Linked DNA regions of Homo sapiens: region 2 is linked to region 1. Evidence: chromatin loops called from intact Hi-C (ENCODE). Cell type or tissue: MCF 10A. All regions are shown on one strand. Links, peaks and the distances in the headings refer to the core of each region. The heading gives the core; the rest is flanking DNA.

Region 1 (13,201 bases), core at 1,108-6,107:
ACTAGACAAAAACTAATTTCATTTTTAAAAACCATGCCACAAATATTTCAGTGAATGTTTTTGTTTTAGCAATGAAAAATAAGCTTTAAAACATTGCTTATTTGCAAAATGGTTTCTACAGATACTTACAGTGAGATAAAACAGTATAGTCATTTTTCCTTCACTGTACTAACAAGGACACTGTCATGGGAACCTGATGGGGGTGTCCAAAGAGTTCCTTTTGTAAAAATTAAGAATCCAAGGGAGCAGAAAGTGGTTTACAAATATATCTAAAATTTTTCTACGTGAACTCAGTGAAAATGTCCACATGCTTAAAGCTTGTGAGAGACTAAAACACTTTGTGGAGTCTTGATTTGGTTTCCAACTTTAAAGTTGGAGACATTTTTCCCCTTATAATGACATCAGTTCTTAAGGGTTTTAAGCGAATTGTATTCTAGATAAGAATATTGGCTACTACTGAACTCTAATAGCCAGCCATGTGATGCTCTAATAATTGTTAAGAAGAAAATAGATCTTTATACTGTTAAAACATTGTTTAGGCAATCAAAACGATTAAAGCTAAAATAAAACCATCATTATTTCCTGTAAATTATTTTGTATTTTTAGTCATGATTAATGAACCTAGTAGGAATAAATGCAGGAATAATTTGAATTTGCATTCAAGAATGTTGAGTTGCTACTTTTGTTTCTTTGCATTACCATTCTGAAGAGCGCTGTTACGTGCATTCACTGCCGCAATGTTTACCCAGCTCTTAGAGTTTAATTTGACTGATTTCCCTGCAATCTTTACTGCCAGCCTGTACCTACCTTTGGTTATAAACCTCCTGAAGGTAAAGACCAGGTTTGTGCGGTTGTCTTTGTTAAGCGTGCCTTGTGAATTTAAGCATTTGTGTAGAAAACTTTCCCGCCCTTACGTGTAATTGTTTCTTCAAATCCCAGTTTGGTATCTTTGGCTATTGATTTCTGTGACTCTCGTGGTAATGATGACTATTGCGGACTCTCCCCACCGTTATGGGCCTGAAGCAGGAAGGTTCCAGAGCCTTAGCAGTATTCTTGGAAGGAGTGCTTTGTTCCATTCTGTTTAAGAGCACCAAGGGATAGAAACTACATTGAAATTGGATGTGTAAAAGAATAGCTTTAAATAGCAGCTAAAGAAATTCATGCTCACTGTTTGTATTTAGCAGAGAGTTCAATGCTTCTCATACTTTGAGTGCATGAGAATTACCTAAGGAACTTATTTTTCAAATCAAATCCTTCCTGTTGCCCTCCTTCCCTAGACTCACTGCATCCAAATCTGGAGGTAGCAGAGAGAGCATCTGCATTTTAACAAGCTTCCTAAATCTAATGCAGATGGTCCACTCGTAGAGAAACACTGATCTAAATTCTAGTTAATGATTATAGCGCTTATAAAGCTAGTGACAGCTGGCATATATAGGAATCTAGCATTATACTACTCAACATCTCCAAATAGCATATTTAATATCTGACCTTATGTGAGGATTTTTTCATAATTGATGCTTTCATTTCCTAAATTGTCAGTTTTACCTATTAAAACAAAACATACTTAGAGTGTTGTTTAATATTTTCTCTTTGACTGAACACTACTCTGTACTGCCAGTTATCCTAAGGTAATTAAGACACAGCTCTCCTTCAAAGAGGTCACATGCTAGTTAGGATGCAGACACATTACCAGACAATTACAGTACCATGTGGTGAATTCAGTAATACACAGTATGATTAGCATAGTAATAATAGAGATGTGCCTAGATGGATAATATTATCCTGTGTATTATTTAACCCCGTGTAAGTGTGTGATTTTATTAGGGGCATGTTTGTACCCTAATGTCTACTTAACTTACAGTTTTCATAAATGCCTCTTTAGCCTTTCTTAGCGTATTGTGAGAGTGTATAGAAGATACGTTGTTACTGCTAATCTGTAGCCAAGATGAGAATGACAGATAAGGTCAAAAACTAAAAATGAAATAAAATGTGTCTTGCTATCTGTTTATTACTGAATGTTATTGGCAGAGTTTCCAGGATGGAGTTGGCTGTTTAGAAACTCATGATCTTTAGAAAAAACATGGCAGAGGCTGAATGTTTAAATTACAACCTTCTGTAAAGTCCTCAGTTCTTAATGATTCACTACATGGCTTAAAGACAGGATCTTATTAACTATCTCTATTGAGATAATTAAACAGTCCCAGTTATTTTTTAAAATACTAAAATATTTACATACTACTTATAGCTAATAATGAAACTCAACATAGTGTATCAACTTATATGGATATTCTTAGCATCGGAAAAAGTTCCTTGAGAAAAATAAAATAATATCAGAAATAAAGGGAGGGAGAAACTATATTAAACTAAGAATTGAAATATAAGTTTTCTCAGGTGACTAAATTTACCTTCTGTCACTAATGAGATAATCTGTTTTGTCAGATCTCAGGCCTAGTTTGTACCACAGGCTCTTTGTACAATTCATATTTCATTGAGTTTTCTTCCCCTTAGGTATTGTGGGGATGTAGGTAAGGATCTCTATTTTATGTATAGAAAGACTCAAGCAGGCTAAGATACAAAATTTTAACTCTGAGTCATAGCTATGACAAAACTCTCAACTTTCATTGCAGTATTTTAATTTGCTAGACTAACTTTCCAGTAAACTAACTGAATTTATATCCACAAGGAATAATGATGGCAGATGAGATGAAGTTATGAACCTGTGAGTGCTGATGATTGATGTGGATTCCTTTGATTTCAGTGCATTGACATCTGCTTTCATGTGTTGGCATCCTGTTCTTTCCTGGGTTTGTCTACCAAAGTGAGAAGCTGAAATCAATCATGTCTATGTAATTATTTTTTTCATGTAGCAAATAATGATATCCAGTGTATATTATTGAATATTTGTTTTATGATGGTGAAGCACATCATAATTCCAAATTGCAGTGGCTCTTCTTCAAAAAAGACTTAAAGACGATTAATAAACATGTATTAGTGACCCAATATCTAAAAGTTTCACTGAAGCTTCTTATCAGTAGAATTCATCAGTTCTTCCTAAGCATCGCTCTTTAGAATATCCTTTTGCCAACGTAAACGTTGATAACATGGGGATGGTATGGGAGTTCACCAGGGAAGAACCCAGGTAATGTTGGGCCAGCTTGTGAGTTTCTGTGTGGTGTTAGAGAGCCCTCTGCTGCTCGTGGAGATGACACCTTTCAGTTAATTTATCTAGAAGTCTCTGTTTTTCCTAACTTGTTGGCACTCTGGTAGCACTCCTGGCACTGCCCTCTCCCTCCACAAACACAGTCTGGGAGGGAGTTAAAAGCTGCCTCACTTTAAATCTGGGCCAGTGCCTATGGGTTGTGTGTCTGAATTTATGCTTTATCACTGTCAGTGAGAACAAATAAGATCTCTGTGGGCTCTGTTCTCACATGATGGTTTAATTACCCATGGAGCCCAAATATTTGCTAATTACTCCAAATAAAGAAGATAACATGAACTAAGGTGAGGATATTTTCAAATTTTAGGATCATCCTGTCTAAACCACTGAAAAAGTAAAGATGTTAACTATTCAGTACAAACCAGTGGTAAACTTGCCATCAGAAAACATATATAGACACTGACAGCTAGCTGGCCATATATGAATTTGAGCAGGTCATTTTCATTGTCTGTAAGAGATGATACCACCCAAGGTACTTATTTTATGAGGGAGATTTTGGAGTTAAAGAATGTGATAGGACTAGGCACAGTGGTTCATGTCTGTAATCCCAGCACTCTGGAAGGCCAAGTCCGGGGGGGATCACTGGAGGTCAGGAGTTTGAGACCAGCCTGGCCAACATGGTGAAATCCGTCTCTACTAAAAATACAAAAAGAAAAACAAAAAAAAAAATTATCTGGGCGTGCTGGCATGCTCCTGTAATCCCAGCTACTTGGGAGGCTGAGGCACAAGAATCACCTGAACCCTGGAGTTAGAGGTTGCAGTGAGCTGAGTTCATGCCACTGCACTCCAGTCTGTGCGACAGTGGAAGACTCTGTCTCAAGAAAAAGAAAAAGTGATAGTTTTGGTTTTGTGGGTTTTGTTTTGTTTGTTTTGTAAATGATGAAACTACTCAGATGTAAAGGGTATGTTGCTTTTCTTTTAGTTTTGTCTTCTTATGCTTGCAATACAGTTTCAATTCCATCAATGCAAAAGTGCTTAGCACAGTTCAGGTAGTGCTATATCATTGCAGTGCATTTCATCGCATCAATATTGGAAGATGACCTCTGGAATGGTTTGCAGGAAGTACTGTTGAAAATAGAATTGAACCAAATTTCTTGAAACTCTCAAAGCTTTCACCCTATTTTTTCCTATGAAACTTACATTTGTCTGTGGTGCAGAATGGATTCCCAATGGAATAGTATGTTCTGTATTAAACATTTTTAATGCACTATTTATTCTTACCTTAAGAAGAACTAGAAATAACTTTTTTTTTTTTTTGAGACAGAGTCTTGCTCTGTCCCCTAGGCTGGAGTGCAGTGGCACGATCTTGGCTCATTGCAACCTCTGCCTCCTGGGTTCAAGCAATTCCCCTGGCTCACCCTCCTGAGTAGCTGGGAGTACAGGCATGCACCACCATGCCCAGCTAATTTTTGTATTTTTCGTAGAGACGAGGTTTCACCATGTTGGCCAGGCTAGTCTCAAACTCCTGACCTCAAGTGATCTACCCGCCTCAGCCTCCCAAAATGCTGGGATTACAGGCATGAGCCACCATGCTTGGCTATAGAAATAATTTTTTAACAGCTTTATTGAGATATAATTCACATATCATACAAATATGCAATTCAATAGTTTTGAGTATATTCACAGAGTTGTACAGTTTGCATGTAATCATATCATCAGTTTGCATGTAATCATATCATAGGTAATCTTTTGTGAGTAGTTTCTTCCCCTTGGTATAATGTTTTCAAGATTCATCCATGTTGTGGCATGTATCAATACTTCATTCCTTTTTATGGCTGAATAATATTATGATATATGGATGTAGCAAATTTCGTTTATCCATTCATCAGTTGATGGACATTTGGGTTATTTCCACCTTTTGGCTGTTATGAATAATGCTGCTATTAACATATGCAAAAGTAACTTTTGAGAATTATGAAAATATAGACTCTATTTTAGAGCCAAACGGATCCCTAAAGATAATCTAAATTATAGCTTCCATTTTCCAGATGACTGAACTCAAACACAGGGAAACAAAATGACTTGTTCAGTGACATATGTAGAAACAAATGGAAAACACTCTACACACATGTCTAAAGAATAGCCATTTGTATACGAAGTTGATGATCATGGCATGTATTTGGGATTAATAGTGGAGTTTTCCCCCATTAGAAGCTTAGTAAAGGGAAGAGTCTATTGTCATTCAAAAGATAAAAACTAGCTAACTGGCAGAGGAAACTGAACTCCTGACCTTCCTCCCATTAGCATTGAGCTCTAATATATAGACACTTACTGCACTACAGATTAAAAGTGACTCGGGACAGGGCAGCTTAAGTTGTTTTTATGTTAGGCACGTAGCAGGTACTCAGTAAATACTTGCTGAATTGGAGACTACAGAGAAATTTAATGGAAGCATATCAGAACACTATTGTCGACATAATTTCTAAAGCTTTCCATATAAATTGCTAGGAATATTCTTATACTAAAAAATTGCAAGTAATTTACTCACCCTTAGTTATTATATAAGCATTCCTGTAGTGCAAAGAAAAAACAATTTGGAACACTACTTCTGTTTACATTGCGGAGTATTTGATATTTACCTTGAGAAAGAGGAAATAGTTTTTAGTTTATTTCCCAGAGTTACTGTATTCATTAATGCAGTTTAAGGAAAATGAAGTTCCTATTTTATATGTACATTGAAATAGGAAGGTTTCCTCTTCTGCTTCTTTTTTCTTATATAATGATAGAGAGGATAAAAGACTATTTTGTAATTATCTGGAATTAATTCTACTTTGGTTTTTTTAAGATAAAGATTTATTCAAAAAAGTTGAATTTACCTTTCTTTTTTTTTTTTAGAAAAAGAACTTGGATTCTCTTATTCCTAGTACAGATAGCAACTATTAATATTTTGTATTTGGAGGAATGTTTTGTCATAGACACTGAGTAGTTTATACACTAGGGATAAACATACATCTGTCAATGGAAAATGTTAAGAGCAATGTTACATTCAGCCTTCTTTAATTTTTCTAAATAAACGTAGTTCAAGATTGAATTTCTAATAAATATTTTAAAGTTTTCAGATTATAATAAACATTTTCAGGTCACACAATATCTTAGCTGATAGAGATACACTGAAGGAAATTATGACAAGTCCATTTTTACACATAAAAATGGCAGATGAACTTTGTTTTGACCAAGTACACATGAGTACACTTTAAAAATTGTAAATGAATCTTTTGATCTATGTCCTTTTCTTGCAAAGAGATTTGTCTGTATTTCTAAATTTAAAATCCCTTTCAAATTTTAAACCATCATTTTAAGATAAGCTCTGAAATAAATTTGACTTCTGATATCAAGTATAGACTTAGAATATTGTTGCTAAACAAATAACGGACTCCAGAACCAAAGTATAGTACATTATAACCCTTGTGCAAATTATCCCAAAGCCAGATATGGAAATTGATTTTAGTTTTTGCATGAGAAAAGACATGTTAATGGGAAATAGTGGGGCCAGGGGTGGTAAAAATAAGATAGGAGAAGCCTCGGAAGTTGCTCTTTAAAATTAAGGTGCCTAAGTAACAAAGTGAAAATAATGAGGTGGGGGGGTGGTTTAAGACATATGTTTTATAATACCTTTAAAGACCAAGCTCAGGAAAACATGGTATCTTCTCATCAAATCTAAGAATAAAACTCAGGGAAGCTGGGTGCGGTGGCACACACCTGTAATCCCAGTGCTTTGGTAGGCAGAGGCAGGAGGATCGCTGGAAACCAGGAGTTGGAGACCAGCCTGAGCAACATAGTGAGACTCTGTCTCTACAAAATTTTTTTTAAAAATTATCTGTGCATGGTGGCATATGCCTGTAGTCCTACCTACAAGCTGAGGTAGGAGGGTCACTCTAGCCCAGGAGTTTGAGGCTGCAGTGAGGTATGATCATGCCACTGTACTCCAGCCTAGATGACAGATTAAGACCCTGTCACACTCCCCCCAAAAAAAAGACTTCAGAAAACTTGAACTTACTAGAAATAAAAATAAAGAATTGAACTGCTTTACTCAGATCATATTAAAGGAATGGAACTGAAAGGCTAGAGAAAAAAATTAAGCGTTTAGAAAAAAACATAATAGATACCAGTATTTTGCAGTCAGCAAAATGATTATAAAAAGAAATAATTTCGCTGTCTAGGTTAAAATAACTCTTGAAACTAAAATTAGAAACTAAATGCTGGCCTGAGTAGACCATTGATACCCTGTGTTTTATTTTTATAAGTGACTTTCCTCTTTTTCAACTCCTTGATTTGATAGAAACCCAAAAGCCTGCCTGTTTCTCCAGTGTCAGCTTTCTGGCAGGTCACTGCTGCGCCCCTGGTGCTGAACTCCCTCAATTGCCACACCTGCCGAGTTATTAATTCTCCCATGCTTTCCAAGCACATTCTCTCTTCTCTCTCTCTCTGTCTCTCTCATAGTTCTCCTCCTGTGCATTATCTTTCTCCCAAAAAAATGCCTACGTGACCCTCAAAATTCACTCCCTGTGTGGCTTATCTAACTGAGCCTCAGCTAATCTGCCAGACTGCATAGTGCTTCAGAGTGGAAGGGCTGGAGCTCTGACTTCAGACTTGGATTGGAACCTCAGCCGTTGACTGCCTCTATGGCCTTCAGCCTGTTAATTAACCTTTCTAAAACTTGTTCTTCTTATCTGAAAAATCTGGTTAGTAATTCCTTCCTCCATGATGTCTTTGAGGATTGAATGAGATAATGCACGTAAACGCTTTGTACAAAGCCTGGCTTTTTATGGTGAGCTCTCAATCAATGGTAGTTATGTATCCTTTTTTTATAATAATCAAATTTCAGGTTTCCATTTCTCTGCTAGCCTGTAAATTCCGTGAAAGTTGGGATTGTGTTTTCTTAGCCTGTGTATCGATCATGGATTCTAATACACTCAGAAAATGTTCTCATATGAGCACCTGCCCGTGGTTGTGGAAGCGCCCAAAGTCTAGGTGTAGGTTGACATCAAACCTTCATTCACTTTCCAGTTGCTGCTCATCATCCTAAAAAGCAGCGGAAAGTCAAGATGATGTCAGAAACAAGCCTTGACCCATTTTTCTGTGCACAGTCCTCCTCTGGCTGAGGTGAGGGGTGTTCGGGAGAGGATGACAGGATAATTTGCATGCCTTCTGCACATCTTTGTCTCAAGAATTCCACATTCAGAGTTAACAGTTTGGGAAATTATGTGTCTGTTAAAACTGTGTTAACAAACCCTTAATAAATTTGCAATAAGGTAATAATTGAAAGAAGTTAGCAAAAACAATTTTCTTTTTCCTTCTTTCCTTCTACAGGTATCCCCATATTGTTTTGATTTTGTTTCAGTGACTAAAGATTTGAAAATACTTTATTTACTAATGTTATAAAAATATTTTCTCATCAACTAATTTCATCCCCCCAAAGAACGTTACTGTATTTTACGTTCTAAATTACTGCCTCCCTAAGACAATGTTTTTATGTTTATAATAATGATAAACATCACTTTTCTGAACAAGATCTTAAAGACAAATGAAAGCTTCCAGCTGCCCAAAATTTCTTCAAACCTCAAACAATCTTTGTGTTTGGCGTGAAGTGAAATAATTTTTTTTCCCCTACTCTCAAGCCAGAACAAACAGATATAGTGTGTGGCAAGGCCATACTCAAACATTACCTTGCCCGAACATATCATTTTCTGGGTTCTCTGTATACCACAAAGAGTACAGTGTTAAAATTATGGGCATAATGGCAAAGCTCCCACCTCTTATTGTGCAGTTGGAAAAAAGAAATGATTTTCTTTAAGTAAGGATGGGAGAAAACCCATGGCACAGCTGAAGATTCATTAAGTTTTGAATAGATGGGAAAAAGAAAATTTAAAATAATCAATGTACAGATATCAGAGAATGCTCCTAGGCAAAATTAGTTTTACAAATTATAAACAGTATGTTTTCAAAATATTTAATCAAACACTACTGCAAGCACTCAGCAAAATCTTGATGATAGTGATTTTATTCAAGAGCCATTTACTAAGCACATGCAGTGTTCTTGGTACCTAGCTAGGTGCTGTTGTTACAAAGATAACAACAAATCTGGAAATGAGACAAGCCTCTGAGCTCATGAATTTCAGTGTTATGTGCTAAGCACTCGGTTATAGCTATGAACAAAGTGTCTTGAAGCCTGGAGGAAGAAGCAACTCCCTCTCCAGGGTGCTAGAGATGGCTTCCCAGATTAGATGACACTTGAACTGAGAGATGAAGTATTTACCAGGCAGAGAGAGGTGGAGAAAGGATTTAAGGTAGAAAGAACAACATGTACAAATGGAAAGAGTTGCAAAAGTGCAATGAGGTTTGTAGAGATATGTTGGGTTGCAATTGGGAGGGACTTCATGTGCCAGATTTAGGCATTTGGATTTTTATCCCAAATGCAGTGGGGAAGTAGGAGAGGCTAAGGACGAACTAGTGTGGAAAACAAGGAAATAGTATTGCCCCTGTGAAAGACTAATACAGTGGAAATGGAAAGGAGAGATCTGACTCAAGAGACACATCCTTTTTTTGAGACATAATCCGTACAATTTGGTAATTGATCAAATATGGAGGTAAGAGATTGTCTTAGTCCATTTTGTGCCACTAAAACAGAATACCATGGGCTGGATAATTTATAATGAACAGAGACTTATTTCTTACAGTTCTGGAGGCTGGGAAGTCCAAGCTCAAAGGTCTCATATCTGACAAGGGCCTTCTAGCTCTGTCATCCTGTGGCAGAAGGCAGAAGGGCAACACAGTGAACTCAATGAGCAGGGGGGAGAGTGTCAAACTCATCCTTTTACCAGGAACCTACTCCCATACTAACCAACCCACTCCCACAATAACAGCATTAATCCATTCTTGAGGGCAGAGCCCTTATTAAGTAATCACCTCTTAAAGGTTCCACCTCTCAACACTGTTTCATTGGGAATTAAGTTTCTAACACATAAACTTTGGGAGACACATTTAAACTATAGCAGGGATAAAAGTCGTTAAGGAAAACAGTTGGCTTATAAACACAATGTAAATACTATAACAAGAATAAGATTCTATTCTGTGACTTCTACACATGTCTCAGCGAGGATTCCCTGAGAAGTGCACTGTCAGTCAATCAGCAGGCAGTCATGGTTCACTTTTCACCTTCTAGCTGTAGAAAGAGATGCAAAACAAATGGAAGGTAAAGCAACTCCTCTTCCCACCCCCCACTTAAGAACTCTGTTCCTTTTCCCCCCACATGCACATACCCCTACCTCCATGCAATTTCTTAGACATTGCAAGCTGTTAATCAGAAGGGCATTCAGAGCTGGCACTAGCTGAGTAGGTAGGATTGAAATGGAATGAGATGATCCTTAGTTTTCTGTAAGTATAATATTTCTTTGATTCTAGAAGACAGAATAGGTGATAAAGAATGCCACAGTCGTACAAATAAGGAAGAGCCATGGAGGCCATGTCCTATGCAAAATGATGTCCTTCACTGTCTCTCTGAGTCTCATTCTTGACACCGTCCTGTGGTGTAACTAGGGAAAGACTATTTAAGAGAGATTTGGAGATATTCTGTCAGCTCCTCCTGGCCTTCCACAACTACGTCATCATGCCCACTACTGGGCATATCCAGACCCATTTTCTCTCTGCTTTTCTTTACCATCTACACTCAGCAAAATCTGTACTTCTTTGGTCCAGAGCTGATTTTGGCAGTAGGACAGAGAAAGAAATAGTTTTTTCCCTTTGTCTTGTGAGAACATAGATCTTAATTCATCAGCATTCATTCAGTGTGCATTATATAGCAAGCAAGGGAGATGTGTATTTAGCATAGTGTTCTAGAACAGTATTTTTTAATTCTGTGGGTCATGACCTATTAGTGGTCATAAAGCCAATTTAGCAGGATGTGACCAATATTAATAACGAAATAGAAAATATCCCAGCAAACTAAGAATAATTTTTGTGAAATTTATATCTGATTTATATGTATGTATACTGTCGTGATATAAAATGTGTTTCTAACTGAATCATCATTAAAACTTTAAAAAAATATTGTATCTCGACTGCTTATGAGGATAGTTCACTTGAATGAGAGGTTAGATAGACTTTTGAATACAGGCCTGGAAACCAAATCCCCATGTCAGTATGGGAAATTGATTATAGTCTTAGCATTCCTGTAAATGAACTTTCAGAGCATAACCTTTGTGTAAGTAAGATTGAAGCACCTTTGTTAGGCATGTTTTTCTATCTGAATTTGATATGTTCCAGGCCTCTTCCCTAGCTTCAAATAGTTCCGTTGCTTGGGGCAGCATAACTCCAATCTTCACATGATATTCTGCCTGGGTGCATATCTGTCTCTGTGTCCAAATTTCCCCTTTTTATAAGGACATTAGTCATATTAGATTCAGGCCCATCTTAATGACTTTATTTTAATTTGATCATCTCTGTCAAGACCCTGTTTCTAAATAAGATAACTTTCTAAAGTATGAGGGATTATGGTTTCAGTGTATATTTTTGGGGTGACATAATTCAGCTGATAACAGTATATTTCAAATTTCCACTAAACAGACAAAAATTGGTAGAAATATTTTTCTATCATATTGGAATAAAATCTAAATCTTTGGAAGTCTTTTTGTCTATTTGTTTTGCCTTCAGAATAATACCTCTTACTGTTAGCTAAAAATTTCTGTTCTGTGAATACTAACAACTTCAGCTCTTTGCATTTAACCTTTGGTCTGGAAAATCTATTTGCCCTTGAACTGCAATAATTTGTATTTCTACTGGCTAAGAGTTGTGTTCTTAGGCACAAAGTGCAAATAATAAAACTATAAACAAAGCTGCCTGGGTTTACAAAAAAGAATTGTAAAATATCCCCCACCCGCAACAAATTACAGCTGCAAACAGTTATGAACTGATCCGAAAACTCTTACATTTGTTTTCCAGGAAAAAAAAAAAAAGCCCACCGGGACTTTTTTTTTTTTAATGTTCTTGATTGGGACCAAACCAAAAACCTAAGCAACAGAACAGTGGCTGCCACGTACCTCCCCAGTTGGCAAGGGGCATGGTTAACGACTGAGACTGTGGATAAATTGAAAATGCTCAAGTACATGTGTTGCACTTTATGTTTTGAGAACAAGGAAGGAAAGGAAAATGTGCTAACTTCACTTATCATTCTCTAAGAAAATTCCTCCCCTTACATTTGTAGCACATGTGGAAAATGCCTGAGTTCCTGAAAAAATGTTTACTTTATACTTTTCTTTTGTTTCTTTATACTTGTCCCTCACTTTCTCTTTTGCTCCTTGTTTTGTTTTTTAAGCCTCATGGATGGTTTTTCTAGTTTCTTCAATGAATGGGACCGAATTCTTAGCATTTACTTGTTTTTCTGTACTTTTCAGTATTCAAGGAACACTTACAAACTATTTCTTCTGTCTCAAACCACTTAGAAATATATTTAAAGTGTGTGGCTAAATATGCAAATTATGTTAATTTTCTGGTAGCCAGCCACATTAACCAATTAGAAAGTTGAAGTAATTGGAGAGTTAAAAAGGGAATGGAATGGAATGGTGGTTTGATCGAGTAATTGAAGATCCATTCTGGGTACTTGCCCTGGGAATTCTCCCAACATTATTTGGTTTTTCTTAGACATATACAACACTATGCCTTTCATGATTTCCTTTAGCTTGCTGTATAATTAAACTGATAGGCATTGCACTGCATTCTGTGGCTTCAGTTTAGAAATTAGGGTAACTCATGAAGAGATTATCAGTCTAGGTGTCATTTATTTATGTGCATTAACCAATGTCAAGCTGTATAAAAAATAAGTTAGACAGGACTCTGCTAAAACGTAGATAAAAATATCTAAGTTATTGGCATTCTTAGTTGTAGCTTCTTAGATTTAGACTGTTATTTAGGTCTATATGATAAATGTTCTTCCTACAAGCAGTTATTTTGAGAATATAGTACCATGTATCTGAGAACATTAAGCATAAT
Region 2 (13,201 bases), core at 4,459-9,458, 120 kb before region 1:
AAACTGGAAGAATTTAGGATCCAGTTCAGTCTACAGTTGATAATAAAAACTCAAAAACAATGAACAGAGCTACAATCTAATTACAGGTATAATGTAGTTTTCTTTTGAAACATAATGTTTCTCTCTACAGTCACTCCCATTTCTACCAAAGATAATCAGGGTAAGACTAATTTGTTTGCAAAATAAGTTTAGTCTCATAAAAATTGCCCTGAGGTATTTACATAAGTGCAGCAAGAATAACCCACAGAGGTTCCTTTTACATTTGCTTTAGTAGAATTTTGACAAGGGATCTCAGATTGAACTTTTTTTTTTTTTTTGAGACAGAGTTTCGCTCTTGTTGCCGAGGCTGGAGTGCAGTGGCATGATCTCGGCTCACTGCAACCTCTGCCTTCTGGGTTCAAGCAGTTGTTCTGCCTCAGCCTCTCGAGTAGCTGGGACTATAGGCACCCACCACCATGCCCAGCTAATTTTTTGTATTTTTAGTAGAGACAGGGTTTCACCATGTTGGCCAGGTGGGTCTCGAACTCCTGACCTCAGGTGATCTACCTGCCTCGGCCTCCCAAAGTGCTGGGATTACAGGCGTGAGCCACCATGCCCTGCCAGATTGGACTTTTAAAAGCATCTTAACTCTAGGAAGTCAAACCAATGCAGACATCGGACTTTGCCTGCGGCATCTAATATCTTGAGGTTCCTGGGCCTGCCAGGAAGTGGCAACTTTTTACTCACTGGCTATAAGGCAGGGAACCCTTGAAGCTAGGCAGTCTATCCACATTTTCAAATAGGATATTCCAGTCAAACCCTTGGTAATAGAACCAATGTTTCCAGTTACATGATGTTATAAAGAGGGCAAATTCTTTTTTTTAAAAGAGGAACTAGGGTCTTGCTCTGTCACCCAGGCTGCAGTGTAGTGGTATGATCATAGCTTGCTGCACCTTCAAACTTCTAAGCTCAAGAGGTCCTCCCACTTCAGCCTCCTGGGTAGCTGGAACCATAGGCGCATGCCATCATGCCCAGCTAATTTTTAAAATGAGGGTCTCACTATGTCGCCCAGAATGATCTCAAACTCCTGGCCTCAAGTCCACCTCCCACACAGTCTTCAAAGTAGTTGAGATTGCACATGTGAGCCACCATGCCCAGCAAGAGCAAATTCTTATTGAACTTATGCAAATAATCATAGTGCTGTAAAAATAAAACATAGTATAGTTTTTGAATTTCAGAGGTGTCAGGTAGGGAGGAGAAACAAATGTTTCCATTTTTGTTTACAGAAGTATCCTTTACCAAATTGCTGTAAACTATGGATAGTTTAAAAGAGAGAGAAAAAAAATGTGTCCTTCAGTCTGAAAAACAAAGCATTAAAAGAACCAGCAATATTTCAAATTTTTTAAAAGCTTTAAAAATTCATAATTCTTCTTCATCAGTTCATTTAGTCTCATGTAATTAATTCTTGCTCTATTTGAGCTTAGTTAGTAGTTTCACAAACTCATCAGTTTCTTCATTAGAGTTCTAGAAATTCTCACGCAGTCCAGTGTTATCTCAAGGTTAGCAGAAACCTGAACTTGCCAGAGTTCCTCCCATCTTTTCTGTGAACCGTCTTGAAGACACATGCTTTAAGATCACAGTTGTTTACAGAAAGCTTTTAGAAAGGCATCAGAATAAAGCAATTAACTGTGGACAAGATTTAAAATGGCCATGTTAGAACCATGATGAGAATCCTTTATAATAATGATATAATTGACAAGCAAGTTTGGTTATTCCTGTGGTGTACAACATTTTAACAGAAAGTTATGACTGATAGCACAACAGATTTATAGAAATCTCATATAGTTTTTGGAGCACATATCAATAACATATCCATACAATTGGAACTCAAAGATTAAACATCATTTCTTACTTGACAGTGTTTCCACATATAATTTAACATCTCAGATAAGCCTAATTGATTTAATATTTCTCTTTGAGACTTTAAGGAGCCCTTCTGGAATGTTCAAAAGTTAGTTTGTGATCAAAATGACTTAATTTTGAATTCAATTTTGGGAAGTTTGTCAAAAATAAAAGTTCAAAACGCTTATCAATAATAGGATCACAAATCACTGTGAATAATAGTCATTCATTTAACCAAAGTCATAATTGTAAGATTTTCAAAAGCAGTTATATCATTGTAGAAAACCTTAACTCTTTTAGTACAGACGAGATTAAGTTTTCCTAAGTAATCAATAACCTAAGAAGGAAAATATGAGGCACAGGGATTATTTTGATAAGACTCAGATTATTTGTTTCCTAGGCCAGTTACCTAGAAGTTCTCACCATTTTTTACTAAGAGCAGATAAATACTAAAGAAAACCTTGTTTTAAAACAGGAAACCAAATACTAGTTTTGCATCAGTGTATTGTTGATATCAAAGCTCAATTTTTCACCTTGTAAGGAGACTATTTTTTTCAAAGAAAATAGGCAATTCGGAGAGTTAGTAGCCTACGAATATTCAGGCAAGGTAGGAAAGAAGGGAGCAGTAGGAGTCAGGTGGGCTTTACCGTCTTTGGTATGGGTGATATCTTGCATTGTTAGCTTTTTATTAGCCTTCACAATACATTTCTTTAAAAGCAATTTTAGAACCCTATTTTTTTTTTTTTACATTTCTATTTATTTATTTATTTTTTGAGATGGAGTCTTGCTCTGTTACCCTGGCTGGAGTGCAACGGCGTGATCTCGGCTCACTGCAACCTCTGCCTCCTGGGTTCAAGTGATCCTCGTCCCTCAGCCTCCCAAGTAGCTGGGATGACAGGCCTGCACCACCACACCCGGCTAATGTTTGTATTTTTAGTAGAGACGGGGTTTCACCATGTTGCCCAATCTGGTCTCGAACTCCTAACCTCAGGTGATCCGCCCACCTCAGCCTCCCAAAGTGCTGAGATTATAGGCATGAGCCACCATACCCAGCCTCTTTGACATTTCTAAATGTCAATTAGAATAACAATCCCATTCTCTCTGCCTAATTCAAGAGGCTTGGGATTCAAGTGCACCTCTTAGAAAACAGTTTTTTTCATCTAGGATATTTCATATAATGACCATTGTAATTCTGAATTATCTTTAGTAAGATTTTGCCACTTTTGTAATTCTTTGCAGCTTCTGTGGCCATAATTTTTATTCATGAGAAAGTCAGGTGTACCAGAAGGCAGAGTACTGACATCTTTAGAAATTAGGGATCTCATTTTTATGTTGGATCTTGGGTCTTAGAGCCAAGATGGCTTTGGCACTGAAATCTCAGCACACAAGAAAAGAAGAAATAAAGAGCCCCCCTGCAGTAATAACCACTTAGAGCAACTGACGGCAGTTACCTTAAAAACTGCATCTTTTTTTGCCAATGACTCTTCAGTCACTGCAAACCAAAGGTTATGTGCCCTGCCATAGCACAAACTACCTGTTGGTACCCCAAAAGCCAAAGAGATCAGAGTACTCAATTACAAAAGAGAGCAGAGCCCAGACCTGAGAGGAACTTACACAGGATTCTCAGGGCTCCAGGAGGAAGACAGGGGACCCACCCCCCACCACTTAAAGGGGAGGTTAGCAGCATCTTTTCTGTGTTCCTCAAGGAGTCTCAGAGACATCAGTAACCTTCATTCAGGTCCCTTCACTGGTCACCATATCTGTCAGAAGACAAAATTACAACAAATTTAGTTTAAAGATCTGAATTGGCTTTATTTGCAGTTCTAGAATCATGCAATACTTCATTCCATTAAGTAGAATAAGTGTCCCAATGAGTCAAACAAGGTTGGTTTTATAGACAGAAAAAGGCCTTAAGAAAGCAGAAGCAAAGAACAAAAAGTGGATCGGTCATTTTAAAGTTACTTTCCTTGTATGGTGGGAGCTGGGAGACACAACAATAGAAAAATAACTGTTTGGTTAACATTAGGTTATTTCAGGTTAAGGATTAAAACAGGAAACTTCGCTATTCATTCCAACTGAAGCTCCTGTTTGGGAAGTTGGATATTTTCTCTCTTTCCTGATTTTAGAAAGTCAGATAACAACTTAGTTTTGATTTGGTGATGTGGAATTTTAGCATGGGTGACTCCATTTCGATTTTTAATCTGGTTTGTTGTGCTTAGTCCAAAACAATGGTCTCCTATGATTTTTATGTAATAGCCCTCTAGATTCTTGGTTCTGCCCTCTAAGTCATGATTTATTTTTAATGAAACTACTCATGTTTGCAGCTGAGTAGTTTTATCAACCTGCTTCCTGCCAATAGAATTTGGGGGTGCCAACATCATCCTTTCATTTTGTATCCTCTCTGTCCCTTTGATTCCACGTTGGCAGTGTTTTTGCTGAAATAAAACTCTGTGAGTCTTCTGTGGATTTTATAGAGATTCACTTCATTATAAGAAAGGCATATCCACAGATCGTTTAAAAATAATCCCTTTTCCATCTCATGCTACAATGGCTGAGGGATGATGCTTTTCAGTTCCTAGAGGCCCTCTGATTTGATCGACAGGATCTGTGAGGCACACCCTTCATCACTTGAAAGGGACCTTTGCCTGACTGCATAAAACCAGCTTTTGATCTTTCTGAGGTTTTAGCAAAAGTCTATATAGTCACACCCTCAACTTTTTCTATAGAGCTTGCTTTCTTGACAGTGAATTTCTTAATTTTAGTGTCTTTTCTATTTGGAGAGTCTGAAAATTTTTAAAATCATGTCCCCTTTCATTTTTGTATAAGTTCTCCCAATGTCTTTCTTTCTCCTCTTGCATTTTACTGTAAGTGGTAAGAAGAAACTAGGTGGCACTTTCAAACCATTGCTTGCAAATAATGTTAACCGTATAGCTAAGGCTATTGCTTACAGGTTGATCTTCTCAAGTAACTATAGGATACAATTTCCCTAAGTTTTCTGCCACCATCACAAGGGTCTCCATTGCTCCAATTTCCAGTAACATATTCCTCATTTCCCTCTGAGCCCTCATCAGTGGTGTCCTTAAGGTCCAGGGGTCAGTTAAGAACTGGTTCAAGGCATTTTAGGCCTTCTCTATGATGCTGCCCAGTCTCCTTCCACTACCCAGTTCCCAAGCCACTTCCACATTTTAGATATTTGTTACAGCAGCATCCCCTTCCCAGGTACCAAACTCTGTATGGTAGTGTAACAAATTACCACACATTTAGTGGCTTAAAACAACAAACATTTGCTATCTCACAATTTCTAGGGGTCAGGAATCTGGGCACAACTTAACTGAATCATCTGCTCTTGATCTTACTGTGCCAAATTCACAGTATTAACTGGGTTGCGTTTTTATCTAAAGGCTCGAGTTTGGGGAATGATTTGCTTCCAAGCTCATTCAAGTTGTTGGCAGAGTTCATTTCTTTGCAGCTGCATGACTAAGGACCCTAGCATCTTACTGTGTTCTTATGGCTGTAGCCCCACTGAAGTCCCATAGTTCCCTGCCATGTGATCCTCTTACAGCCATCTCACAACTTGACTGCTTATATCTTTAAGGCCGATGGGAGAATCTCTCACTTCAGTTTTCTGAGTTTCATCCATTGTGACACAATCATGGGAGCGACATCCTATCACCTTTGCCAAATCATATTGATCAGAAGCAAGTCACAGGTTCTATCTACACCCAAGTGTAGGAGACCTTAGGGTGCGTATCCCAAGATAGTCTAGTAGGTTAAATAGTATCTCCTAAAGATATCATAATCCCTGGAATGCGTAAATGTTACCTTATTTGGAAAACAGAATCTTTGCAGATGTGATTAAGGTAGGGATCTTGAGATATAAGGATTATCCTGAATTTTTGAGGGATAGGGGAGTGGACATGAAATGCAATCACGTGTATCCTTATAAGAATGGGGTAGAGGGAGATTAAGCACATGTAGAGAAGGCCGTGTGATGGTGGAGCAGAGAGAGATTTGCAGATGCTGGCCCTGGTTAAAGATTGATGTGATGCACCTATAATCAAGCAATGCTGGCAGCCACCAGAAGCTAGGGGAGGCAAGGAACAGCTTCTCCCCTAGAGCTTTCACAGGGAGTATAGCCCAGCTGACACCTTGATTTTGCCCCAGTGATACTGATTTTGTTCTTTTGGCCTCCAGAACTGGAAGACAATACTTTCTGTTGTTTTAAGCCACTTAGTTTATGGTAATTTGTTACAACAGCCTCAGAAAATTAATACAGATAAGTAGTAAATGAGACCTAAGTGGTGCTTTTTAAATGTATTTCTCTGGTTATTCAGTGAAGCTAAGTATCTTTTCATAAGGTTATTAACTATTCTGCAACATTTCCAACTCATGTCTTTTGTCTCTTTTTCTTTTGGACTTACCTGTTGATTAGTAGGAGTTCTTTACATAGTGTAACTACTAATCTTTGTCAGTTATACATGTTACTGAAGAAGTTTACCAGTAAATTATCTTTTTACCTTGTTTATGGGATATTCTGTATTCAGATATATTTTCAACTATTTTTATTGTGAATAATTTTAAGTACATTCAAAAGAAGAGAGAATAGTGTAATAGACCTTCCATGCGCTCATCACTTAGCTCAACAATTATCATTATTTTTCCCCAGAAGTATTCATTTCTACCTTTAAGGTTTGTACTTTTTGTGCATTATCTAAGAAAGCCTTAAATAAAGATTGTGTTGCTATTATTTGTGTGGCTATTTCTGTTATGAAAACCCTCATTCTTTTTTTACTTTTATATAACTATTATGTGTAATAATTTTTAATATATTCAAAGTACTACTGGCCTCAGTGTTCATCTCTATCTTCTTCCTGAACAGCCTATATTTTTCTTATTCAGCCCAAGCTATTGATTCAGAACTTGGGAACTCTCCAATTGCCCCAACAATGTCATGCATGTTACCAAAGAGCTTGTTGAAAATCCCATGCATCCCTATAAGGCTAATTATTCAGGAGATTTCAAAATACAAGTCTGAGTCAGCTAGCAGGCACTGTTGTGTTTACTAAGTAATTCCTCTCTTTCCCTTTCTTGTTTCTAGTGTGCCACCTGGGCTTGAAGGCATGAAGGAACAGGACCTGTGCAACAAGATAATGGCTAAAATTCTAGAAAATTACAATACCCTGTTTGAAGTAGAGTATACAGAAAATGATCATCTGAGATGTGAAAACCTGGCTAGGCTTATCATAGTAAAAGTAAGCAACTTGGTTTTTAATTTTCAGTATTGCTATAATTTTGGACAGAAGATTTTATTTAATTCTTTCTCATAAAAATTCCATATGGATATAACCCTCAGATTATTATTCCTGTGTATAGTGAATCCTTCTTATGAAATCTATTATTCCAAATGCTTATTAAATTGAAATATAGCCTTCTAAAATTCAAGAATAATAGCAATTTTATGTTTTCTTGTTGCTATAAAGTCATCTCAAAAACACTTGCATGAGCCCAGTGCTCTGATCAACTGGCCGCACCACCTTTACTACAGAAGCCTGATGTTACAGCAGGAATAAGTGCATATGGCTGTGATCAGGAGTGCTAGGTTACTAACTAGATTGCAAATTCCTGAAGACAATATTACTGTGTCTTTTTGTCTCTTTTGTGTCTGGCACAATTTGAAGCCCAACCTCAGATTCTAAGTCCCATATATTAGTTTTTGGTAACAATCATCAGTAAAGGAGAATATTTTAAAAACCTATAAAGGAGTCCTTGACAATACTATCTAAATCTTTTTATACATTGATAATTTTATAATATACCCTGTATATATTAGGTAAATGCCTGTAGGTCTCCAAAGACCTAGAATTGAGAATCAGAGGGTAAACATCCAAACAAATCCCCTAGATGTGGGAAAATAAGGAAGTTATCTTATTTCGTCGTCATTTATATTGAGGTGAATCATGATGGAGCTGGTATGAGATTTCCTCAGGAGGTTTCTTGAAGCTTATCAGGTTTACAGACCATAACATACTCTTTGCTGATTCATATAGCAATGAATGATAAAATCAGAGGCACTTGGTTTGGGCACTTAAAGGAATGTTTTCATCTCTTCTCCCAGTTGAGGCCATGACTTTGAAGAAAGGTTAAAATGGTTTGAGTATCAAGTAGCATCCTACAAAAGGATCTAAAACTAGATTTTCTAGTTTGCTCAGTTAAAATGATAAAATGAGATAATTGGAGACTATCAGTTGTAAATCTGAGTTAGAAATAACACGGTAGCTGAAAAAAATGTCAGTGATTCACAAGAAAAAATAAGAAAACAACATTACTTCAGTTTTGCCTCAGAAAAGTTAAATGATTTTTTAAATAGAAAAAAATCGCCCTCAAGTTTGTTCCTCTAGTGCCTATGGTACTTTGAAAAGGATCTCTTTTTAAAATGTTAAAAGGTAATTAACTTTGTTTCAGCAGCATCTCTCAATCACATATACCCCATAAATATGTACAACTATTAAAGGACCTATAATGATAATTAAAAATAAAATATTTTAAAAATCTTTTATAAACAATTTTTAACACTCATACCTTTTTACTAGGGCAGATAAAATAATAAGGTGAACCTGAAGTATAATGGAAATAGATAAATATAATCTTAGGCAGGGCAAACTTGCTGAGATAAAGCTAATTGCTGGAATATGCCAATGGGAAGTTGATATGGTTTGGATGTTTGTCCCCTCCAAATCTCATATTGAAACGCAGTCCCTGGTGTTGGAGCTGGGGCCTGGTGGGAGGTGTTTGGATCATGAGGGCGGATCCTTCGTGAATGACTTAGTGCCATCCCCTTGGTGATGAGTGAGTTCTTGCTGTGAGTTCACAGGAGACCTGCTTGTTTAAAAGTGTGTGGCACTTCCCCCCCTCACTCTTGCTCCCACTCTCGCCATGTGATATGCCTGCTCCCCTTCTTCTTCTGCCGTGATTGTGAGCTTCCTGAGGCCTCATTAGAGGCAGATGTTCTGTATGGCCTGCTGAACTGTGAGTCAATTAAACCTCTTTTTGAAATAAATTACCCAGCCTTAAGTATTTCTTTATAGCAACACAAACAGACTAACACAGATGTTATTTGCTGTGCAAGTAAAATAACACCTGTTGAGATCTGTGGAAGAGTGCCCTGCTTGGAAATCCTTGAGTGACTAGGTTTAAGGCTGGTGGAGAACATCGTATGAGAATATAATATAAGACATAATTCTGTGGGAGCCAAATACAGATGTCTTAGGTAGATGAAGAAGAATATAAAATGGTGCTCTTTTAATGTAAGTTTCAGATCGGCCTAGAGGCAGATAAATGTCATGATTAGAAACTACATTTATATTCTCTGGAAGTGTCATTCTGCCAAAGCAGAATTTTAATGCATTTTTTTTAACTGATCTCGCTGATAGTCTCTTCTTTGAGAAAGTAGAGAATGTGACAAGGGGTGTGATTCTCTGGACTTAATCGTAACGAGTAAGGATGAAATAGAAGTTATGGAAATCATTTCAAAAGGATGTGCCAATGCCATTTTAGAGTTCATAGTAATAAAAGGAGAATATGTTAGCCACATTTAGATATGTAAACATTGACAATGCTTAGAAAACAGACTTTTTTGAAAATTGTAAAGATCATAGAAACATTAGATAGAAACTAAAAGGTAGATGGGCTTAAAAGAAATTGAGAATCTCAGAATGAAACTATTAATATACTGAAAAAGAAGAAAAATGAGAAGGTAATTAAAGAAAAGTTATCTTTCTGTTCATTTTTTCATATGAGTTCAGTTTTTGGAAGGATGAATATAAAGATAGGAAATGGGCGCAAAGTAAATGATAAAGACCCAAGAGTAACAGGGACATAAAATATATGAGTTGGGAATAAGGCAAGTCTCATGTAAATGACTTAGATATAAGGCTTTTAAGTGGGGAAAAGGACTAAACATAAACACTGACATACCTCTGTATATCCCAGTTTGGAGAACAGAGTCATAAAGTGTTGAATGAAGTTTCTTATATATTCTTGCATGTGAAACGGAGATTTGGGCCCAGAGAAATATGTTCGGTTGTATTTGGACCTAGATAAAGAACTTTGACCAGAGTATTGGAAGATGGAGTCTTTTTCTGTCATAGGCTATCAAAGCCTAATGTCTGTTTCTGTTCAGCTGACTCTGGTCAGTAGCTGCAAAATTGATCATGGCATCTACAGCACATTCATCAGCCTCACTTCAAGACAGACTTCCTCTGTCTGAAGGCCAAGGTAACAATAAGGGGAAAAGTTTTGTCAGTATGACTTCCCCTTCAACTTTGCTTTCCCTGCCATTCTTTGGGAGTGAACCTAGGTCCCTACAGAGTTTTTCCAGATTCTGCAATGGTTTGGCCATGTTGACTAGATCTAGTTACTCCAGTGAAGGAAATTTTGGATAGACCTCTTAGCCCTGTGACATTTGGAGAAATATGAGAATGTATATGTTGGCCCTTGGCATTTTAGCCTACATTTTGTTGAATTTGGCAAATAGTCTTCACAGTCAGTGGTCCACAGTTATGGCCATCTCTTACTTCACTTAAGTTGGAGGTTTCTTTTCTCTCTTTCATTAGTTTTGTTTTTATAGGTTTCAAGAAGGGAATTTACATAGGAACATTTTTATTTTGTCAAAATGAAAGGTTACAGCTGTATTTCTGAATAACTGGGTTAGGAGAAGCACATCTTTCCAGTAGGCATCTAACAGCCACAGTCTAATTTCTCCAGCTGCAGGATAATTCTAGATTTTCTCTTCAGAAGGTGTTCTAAATCCAGACACTAGTGAAGCCCCATTCAAGAAATAACTTAATCATCCAGATATTTACATACACAAAATTTAGTGAGAAAAGTATGGATAAAATAATGGACCATGGACTATACGTTGAATTCATTAAATCCAAGTGTTAATAATTATTCGGTGCCTACTAGGAGCAAAGCATTGTTCTAGGCATACTGAACAATAGATGAAAATCTCTGCTCTTATGATTCTTATATTCTCATGGAAATACACTAAACAACAGCCAATAAAAAAGAAAAGAAAATATGTAGTATGTCAGATGGTGATATATTCTGTGAAGTAAAATAAAGCAGGGAAAGGCAGAAGTAGAGGATTGGCCTTTGCTTATTTAAATAGGACAGTTAAAATGCTTCATTGACAAGAAAACGTTTGAGTAGAGACTTGAAGGAAGCAAGGGAGCAAGCCATGAAGACACTTGAGAGAAGAGTATTCCAGGCAAGGAGAAGAGCAGTACAAAGGTCTTGAGATGTGAATATACCTGGTCTGATGAGCAGTTGAGAGGCCAGTACAGTTGGATTACCATGAGCAAGATGGAATTGAAACGAAATGAGGCCACAAAGGAAACAAGGGATCAGCAGATTGTGTCTATTCATAGATCATTTTGAGGACTTTGACTTTTACTCTAAGTGAAGCTATTAGTCAGTATTAAGCAGAAGAGTGCTACGTTGTGACTTCTGTATTAAAAAGATTACTAGGTTCTTGAAAGGGATAGGCAGAAGTAGGGCAATGTATTAGGAGTTTATTACAGTAGTCCAGGTAAAAACAATGGTAAATTGGGCATGGATGATGGTAATGAAGGTGATGAGAAGATCTGAAGGTAAGCTAGGATATACAACAGCAATACAAAAGGAGGTACTAGAGACTGTAGTTAGGCTAAAGAATGTTTGAGGCAGAAGTAGATGAGCAAGCAAGCTAGAAGAATAGGGGCTGAAAACAGGAAATAGGAGGTTTGCATTACTGATTTTGGAGGTTGAGCTATCTGGAGTGAAAATAAGGCTTAGATTGGGTTTATGAGCATGAGGGACTAAAGTGAAGGAGAAGAGAAAATTATGGGAAAGGAGAAGGCAAAGAGATGGGAGATAAAGATATTGATGGTTTCTCCTTATTGACCCTGAATTTACCCAGAAGGGTGGCAGATATTGAGGGGGACAGTAGTCTATGAGCCTGGTTTGTCTTGTTGTCCAGTTTGTGTATAAGAGTTATGAATATATATGTAATAGGGTTCATGCAAACCTCATATATATGCATCCTATAAAATAATGTGATGAGCATATTGCTAAGTATCTATCTAGAAATATCTAGATGAATATGAGCCTATTCCAGATAAACATGTTATAAGACTTTCTTTATTAGACAGTGTTGCTGTTGCTCATTATATCTTTTGGAATTTTAAAGTTGTCTTCAGAGCATATATATGTCATTCATATACCATATTTTTCTGTATATCATTGGACTGGGAAATCTTCGTACTTTAATGCTTTATTTGATTGTGGGAAGTAATCAATAGTCATTTTAACCTATGGCATATCACTAAGTTGAGGAGTGCTGATTATATGTTAACTTTTGGGTTTAAAATTTAAATCTGGCTATAAAATAATTATGTTGATTTTCTTATATGACTTTTAAGCAAACTCTCAAAACAGTTACTAACAAATGCTCTGAGCAAAGCAAAATATTAGAATGGCCTTCCATAGCGATTAGTTCGAAGGAAGTGCCCACATTAATAAATGTTATGGCAAGTTTGACCACAAAGCTCATTTTTTTGTGTATTTGACTTTCCGGTCAAAAAATTTAATATTGTTTATGTAGAATCAAAGTCACTTACCATATAAACTGATATATCACAGAAACTTCCTAAACCATTTCCCATATCTTTTTCATGCTCAAAAACATTGCATGTGTCTCCATTTTCATTTAGGGCCACAGCCTAAGCACAATTAACTTCAACAAATGTTTATTCACTTTTTTCTTATTTAATGCAAAACTACTCTGGGCAAAGCTTTGTACTAAGTGCTGGAGAGCTTCAGAAAATAAATAAGACATGTCCCTGTCCTTGGGGGACCTTACAGTCTAAAAGAAACAAACAAACTCAGTGTAGGAACACAGGGGCAAAAGGGAGAATAGGGCTTTATGCTAGACATTGTGCCAAATTCTTCTATATATGTATCTCATTTACTACTGACAGTAACCTCACAAGTAATTGATCTTAATACTGGTTTACAGATGAGGAAATGTAATGATAAATTGCTTAAGATCACACAACAGTAAATGACAGAGCTGGGTTTTGAAATCAAGAAAGTACTGATTAGAGGCAAAGTAGAGAAATAACCAAAATCTTAGAGATTTAACTGAGGCCATCAGTGCCATGAGCTTTTATATGTGTTTTCATTTAATGAGTATGTACTGTAGCAACTTAGTGTCAGTGTCAGGAAAGTAGTTGAACTCTGTTCTTCTGACTCCTATATGTCTTCACTATTCCTAACCTCT

Evidence for each region. A loop is a pair of places that touch in the nucleus more often than their neighbours do. Peaks named below come from ENCODE experiments on the same cell type or tissue, not always from the same donor. Only the 100,000 strongest peaks of a DNase experiment are listed, where the experiment ranks them.
Region 2: it touches region 1 in a loop (9-fold over the local background); 5 of 110 quality-filtered maps call a loop at or near these places.

What each region holds. Positions count from the first base shown.
Region 1 is chr4:88,808,836-88,822,036 of GRCh38, reverse strand. All of the region lies in intron 7 of FAM13A (family with sequence similarity 13 member A), which reads left to right. Among named protein-coding and RNA genes, the nearest start is that of FAM13A-AS1, 110 kb to the right of the region's middle. In MCF 10A, for the core only: a CTCF peak has its summit at 3,188 (motif pointing left); a DNase peak (open chromatin) is centred at 3,166.
Region 2 is chr4:88,932,020-88,945,220 of GRCh38, reverse strand. FAM13A (family with sequence similarity 13 member A) reads left to right here. Exons shown (of 24, transcript NM_014883.4): 5 at 6,980-7,133. LOC105377327 (a long non-coding RNA gene) reads right to left here. Exons shown (of 4, transcript XR_938977.3): 2 at 3,496-3,641; 3 at 1-3. Among named protein-coding and RNA genes, the nearest start is that of FAM13A, 120 kb to the left of the region's middle. In MCF 10A, for the core only: no CTCF peak of the experiment used is centred there; a DNase peak (open chromatin) is centred at 6,870.